Regions from separate parts of the Homo sapiens genome. Here region 2 is linked to region 1. Evidence: read pairs that join two places in POLR2A ChIA-PET (ENCODE). Cell type or tissue: Panc1. All regions are shown on one strand. Each heading gives the region's core, and the rest is flanking DNA. Links, peaks and the distances in the headings are about the cores only. Region 1 holds the start of LINC00309 (long intergenic non-protein coding RNA 309). Region 2 overlaps LOC124907774 (a long non-coding RNA gene).

Region 1 (2,914 bases), core at 306-2,805:
TTGTGCTGATTAGAATCTTGCTCTCTTTCTACCACCTGATTATTTGAAATGATAACAGCCTGTATATTTGCAACTTCAAGGCTAGGATATAGTTTCCTAGTGATTAAAAAATAAATAAGATTTACTCCACTCACCCACCCCTGGCCATAATAAAGCTACAGCTATGAATCAGACCCACCAATATTTGAATCTCAACCCCTTGACTTACTAGTTAGGTAGTTTGGGCCATTTTTTGTTTGTTTGTTTGTTTGTTTGTTTTTTCAAGACGGAGTCTCACTCTGTCACCCAGGCTGGAGTGCAGTGGCGTGATCTCGGCTCACTGCAAGCTCCACCTCCCAGGTTCACGCCATTCTCCTGCCTCAGCCTCACGGGTAGCTGGGACTACAGGCGCCCGCCACCACGCCCGGCTAATTTTTTGTATTTTTAGTAGAGACGGGGTTTCACTGTGTTAGCCAGGAAGGTCTCGATCTCCTGACCTCGTGATCCGCCCGCCTCGGCCTCCCAAAGTGCTGGGATTATAGGCGTGAGCCACCGCGCCCGGCCGGTAGGTTTGGGCCATTTTAACCTTCCAGGGCCTTGGTCTTCTCACTGTTTTTGTTTTGTTTTGTTTTAAACGGAATCATTTTGCCTACCTTCATGGGTGAGGATCAAGTTAAGTCAATGCAGGTAAACTATTAGGCAACTAGTCAACTCTCAACATTTGGTGGTTATCAGAGTTCACTATGTGGATGAAGACAATACAGCTAGGAGCCCTCCTAGACAAACCCTGGAGAGGAAGAGCTGCTGCAAAGTGTGCAGGAAGCAGGGGGCACCAATGCAGATTTTGCACCCCCTTTCCTCAGGAACTCCCAGGAACAGCCAGGTCACTCCCCAAGCTGCTTCCAGCACCCCCTCGTGTATGCTGATCACTCCTCCAGTGGAAGTGAAAATATTTAATACTTGGAGAACTTTGCAAAGGTCAACTGTGGCTAATAATCCATCCCCCAAGAACCTCATACCACAAGAACACAGACACACGTGCACACATGCATGCACAGACACTCATCTGGCTTAAGAGCATCAAGAGTCAAGGAGGTAGAGCAATTCCAGAACATTATTTTCTCTAGATGTCAACTTCCACAGAGCAGGGCCAGAGAGATTCTGGGACCTGTCCCCAGGGGAATTATTTCTAATACCCTTGATAAAATGTACAAAGCTAGGGTAGGAAGTAGCAAGGTGACAGCAGTGGTTAGGTGGAAAGTTTCTCTAAGAGAAAGAACTAATGAATTCGTTCAATTGAAGCTTTTTAAATATATTTATTCCTGTCACCTTTCAAGTCAGCAGCTTTTTCCAGGTGACATGGCAAAAGGGCCTGGCAAGTGCACAGGGTTAAGCCAAGGACTATCAATACTGCTCCCTAAAATATTTTCACCTCTGGTTTTGGGGATCTGCTTCTTCTCGGGGTCTCTCCTGCTGCTTTCCTGGTAATAGCACCTAAGAGACCCATGAAACAAATCCCCAGTTCAATACAAATTTATAGCTGAGTAAATATGAGCATAGGCTTTAGGAATCCACAGAATTGGAGCTTTGCTTAATACCAGCCGGGAAAATGTGGTTGTCAGTTAACCTCTCAGAGCCTCTTCGAGGCTTGGTTCGCTCATCTATTAAATGAGTCTGAATAAGCCCTACTCCTCCAGGTTGTTGCTAGCATCAGACGAGAAATGTATGCAAAGCCCCAGTGCCATGGCTGACACACAGGAAACATTCAACAAGTGGTAGTGCATTTTCACTAAGTAAAAGGAGTAATGATTTCTTTAGTGGTTTCTTTTAACACAGGGGTTTCTATCCATCCCAAATAGAGGATAGATATTCTAATAAAACAATCATTTATGTGATTTGTGATTACACCGTACAACTCAAGTTCCTGTGGAATGTTTAGCGTAATCAATCCGAAGCTCTCAGCAAGCTCCCTGGGCCTGATTTTCAAATCCAATGTTACTGTAGCAAAGAACTAAAGGAGGGGAAGAAAAGCACCACTGTATTAAATACACCCTCCTCCCCTTTTTCCTAAAGGCTGTTTGTCCCCTTCTCTTGATAAATCTTCAGTTCCCAGAGAGCAGAGACTCTTGGGAAACAGGAAGTAGCAAAATGCCAGTGAGAAAATCCCCAGATGAAGAGCAGCAACAAGTCTCCGGGCAACAGTGTGGTCAAAAGGGGGAAATTCCCCCATCAGCGCTCAAAAACAGTCCCTCAGGAAAGCTTAGTGAAGGTTAATTTGGGAAATTCCCTCAGAGGCCATAGAACAGAAACGGAAAACTGCTGTTTAAGAGAAATCTGAACGGAGCAAGCCAGTTCGTGGCTGCCTGGGGTGCTCTCTGCGTGAACCGCGCTGCTGCTCCAGCCTGACTTCCCCCTTTTCATCCTGATCCTGAGGGCAACCCCGAAGGGGTCCAGTTGCCAGAGCCACTTGACACCCACCCTGCCCAGGCTCCCAACCCAGGAGAATTAATGCCGCAACACCCAGCCTCTTGAAACGAGCTGCTGCTAAAGCAGATTTGCCTCCCCGTTAGGACCTCCTGTGACCCACCCTCATTCCTGTCCCCATGGTAGACTAGCAAGCCACAGTCATCATACTGTGAGTGTCCCTCACAGTCACTTGCTATAACAAGTCCATCAGGTTTTACTGGGTTTTAATCTAAATGTGACCTTAGGATGACATTTCTTAGTGCTGCTAAGCTCCAAGAGGCAGGGAGGAATCCTCCCCACAAAGAAGAAGAAAAAAAAAATCACATAAACATTGTCCCATGAAAGGCTTAGAATGGAATATCCTCTGATCAGCTGAAGCAGAGAAAGCATATAAACACTGCTGGAAAGGGGGCTGGGTCAGGGGCAAGTACTGGCTCTACAGAGCCCTGATCTCCAGATGCAAGCGAGG
Region 2 (2,914 bases), core at 97-2,596, 140 kb after region 1:
GCCTCCCGGGTTCAAGCAATTCTGCCTCAGCCTCACGAGTAGCTGGGACTGCAGGTGCACGCCGCCACGACCGGCTAATTTTTTGTATTTTAGTAGAGACGGGGTTTCACTATGTTGCCCAGGATGATCTTGAACTCCTGAGCTCAGGCGATCCACCCGCGTCGGCCTCCCAAAGTGCTAGGATTACAGGCGTGAGCCATCCCGCCCGGCCTGAAACTTAGGCTTTTCTAATCGAACAATTTTTTAATGTGGAACAGAACATTTTTAGTGTATCTAAATACCTTTTGTTTTCTGAAGTTAAAAGCATGTAAGCTTAAACTCATGATTAGTAATTAATGTCTTAGCATTATATCTTATTTGTGGATGATTTAGATTATCATATGCAATGAATATCATTTAGTTTAGCAAAATTCTAACGCTATAGCTCAAAAAGATTTGAAAACCCTTTTCAAGTAAACATTTTATAAAACATAATAATTATTAAAAGTTCATTTATAAATTTCTACCTCATTTACATCTATTTTATTTATTTATTTGTTTTGCGATGAAGTCTCGCTCTTGTCCCCCACGCTGGAGTACAATGGTGCGATCTTGGCTCACTGCAATCTCTGCCTCCCGGGTTCAAGCGATTCTCCTGCCTCAGCCTCCCGAGTAGCTGGGATTACAGGCGCCTGCCACCACAACTGGCTAATTTTTGTATTTTTAGTAGAGACAGCGTTTCACCATGTTGGCCAGGCTGGTCTGGAAATCCTGACCTTAGGTGATCTGCCCGCCTCGGCCTCCCAAAGTGCTGGGATTACAGGCATGAGCCACTGTGCCCGGCCTATTTATTTTTAACAATCATGTTTGGAAAATTTTACAATTGGACAAATCTATCCATTTCAAGTTAAATTTTCTATTCACCATTTTTATGATTGGGCAAGAATCTTAAAGTTAAATATATATATATTTTGTTGCTAACTCAGAAGACATAGTTGTTTTTATTAAACCAACAATATTAAACTAGCCTTATTTACCAAAAGAGTTACTCGAGTCAATGGGAACTTTGGAAAGCATTTATTTGGGCTTACTAATTTCTGAGTGCTCATTTATGTATAAGTGCATTTGGTATCATGAAGACAATATACAAACACATGGATGTGCACAGGTATACATGAAATACAGACAAAGGGCCAGGTGCAGTGGCTCACATCTGTAGTCCCAGAAATTTGGGAGGCCAAGGTGGGAGGACCGCTTGAGCCCAGGAGGCGAAGGTTGCAGTGAGCTGAGATCTCACCACTGCACTTTAGCCTGGGTGACAGAGAAGGACTCTGCATAAAAAAGTCAAAAAGGCCAGGCACAGTGGCTCACGGCTGTAATCCTAGCACTTTGGGAGGCCGAGGTGGGTGGATCACAAGATCAGGAGATCAAGACCATCCTGGCTAACACGGTGAAACCCCGTCTCTACTAAAAATACAAAAAATTAGCCAGGTGTGGTGGCGGGCACCTGTCATCCCAGCTACCCGGGAGGCTGAAGCAGGAGAATGACATGAACCTGGGAGGCGGAGCTTGCAGTGAGCTGAGATCACTCCATTGCACTCCAGCCTGGGCAACAGAGCAAGACTCCATCTCAAAAAAAAAAAAATTTTTTTTAAATATTATATAGATTTGATTTTTTTTTTTTTTTTTTGACAGAGTCTTGCTCTGTCACCAGGCTGGAGTGCAGTGGCATGATCTCGGCTCACTGCAAGCTCTGCCTCCCGGGTTCAAGCAGTTCTCCTGCCTCAGCCTCCTGAGTAGCTGGGACTACAGGCGCATACCACAAAACCTGGCTAATTTTTGTATTTTTAGTAGAGACGGGGTTTCACCATGTTGGCCAGGATGCTCTCGATCTCCTGACCTTGTGATCCACCCACCTCGGCCTCCCAAAGTGCAGGCATGAGCCACTACACTGGCTTTTTTTTTTTTTTTTTGAGATGGAGTCTCACTCTTGTCGCCCAGGCTGGAGTGCAGTGGTGTGATCTCTGCTCACTGCAACCTCCGCCTCCCGGGATCAAGCGATTCTCCCGCCTCAGCCTCCTGAGTAGCTGGGATTACAGGCGCCCACCATGACATCCAGCTAATTTTTGTACTTTTAGTAGAGACAGGCTTTCACCATGTTGACCAGGCTGGTCTTGAACTCCTGACCTCAGGTGATCTGCCCCACCTGGGCCTCCCAAAGTATTGGGATTATAGGCATAAGCCACCACGCCTGGCCTATAGCTTTGATTTTTAAAAGGTTTGAAAGTATCTTTCTCAAGTCAGTGTCACTATAGGATTTATCTGGGTAGGTACAGCAGAATGGGGCTAGGAAGTAAATGACATTGTCAAGAGATTAGTTAAAAGTAATACATAATAGGCTGAGCAGGGATCTAAGTAAAGATAGAAGGGAGTCAATAAAGATTAGGAAGGAGCCTGAGTAGTCTAGTCATTTTTGTTTAGGTGTCCATCCTGCCCCAGTATGGCTTATGTACCTAAGGGAAAACAAACTCCTGTTTCAGAAGTGTGCCCTGATGTTTTAAGTCAGTGTTTCTTCATAGAGGCACTATTGGCATTTTTGGCAGACCAAAATTCCACACGACTGTCCTGTGTCTCCCCTCCCCCATCCCTCTTCCAGTAAAAGCCAGTGGTACTCCCAGTCAGAGCAACATTTCCAAATACTCTGAAGGAGGCAGTGCTGCTCCCAGTTGAGAACCTCTGATCTAAATCAGTCATCATAATCTCAACTCCCTTGTCACTGTAATTGGCTCAAAAATGGATAACTTAGTTCAGAGCTAAGCAAATTAGCACATGGCATTCCCCTAGTCACCATGATTGGTTCAGGTTGTTCTAATTAATGAAAGGCCAGGATTTTTGTTTGATGGTTAAAGACTCACTCCTCAGTTCCTCTGGACTT

What was found. Peaks named below come from ENCODE experiments on the same cell type or tissue, not always from the same donor. Only the 100,000 strongest peaks of a DNase experiment are listed, where the experiment ranks them.
Region 2: POLR2A ChIA-PET joins it to region 1 with 11 read pairs; 4 of 35 experiments call an interaction of 5 or more read pairs at or near these places.

Annotation. Positions count from the first base shown.
Region 1 is chr2:64,203,712-64,206,625 of GRCh38, reverse strand. LINC00309 (long intergenic non-protein coding RNA 309) reads left to right here and starts at 1,141. Exons shown (of 6, transcript NR_033837.1): 1 at 1,141-2,914. RefSeq lists an enhancer at 2,047-2,376. In Panc1, for the core only: a CTCF peak has its summit at 1,525; no DNase peak of the experiment used is centred there; H3K27ac peaks cover 281 bases.
Region 2 is chr2:64,067,266-64,070,179 of GRCh38, reverse strand. All of the region lies in intron 1 of LOC124907774 (a long non-coding RNA gene), which reads left to right. Among named protein-coding and RNA genes, the nearest start is that of VPS54, 49 kb to the right of the region's middle. In Panc1, for the core only: no CTCF peak of the experiment used is centred there; no DNase peak of the experiment used is centred there.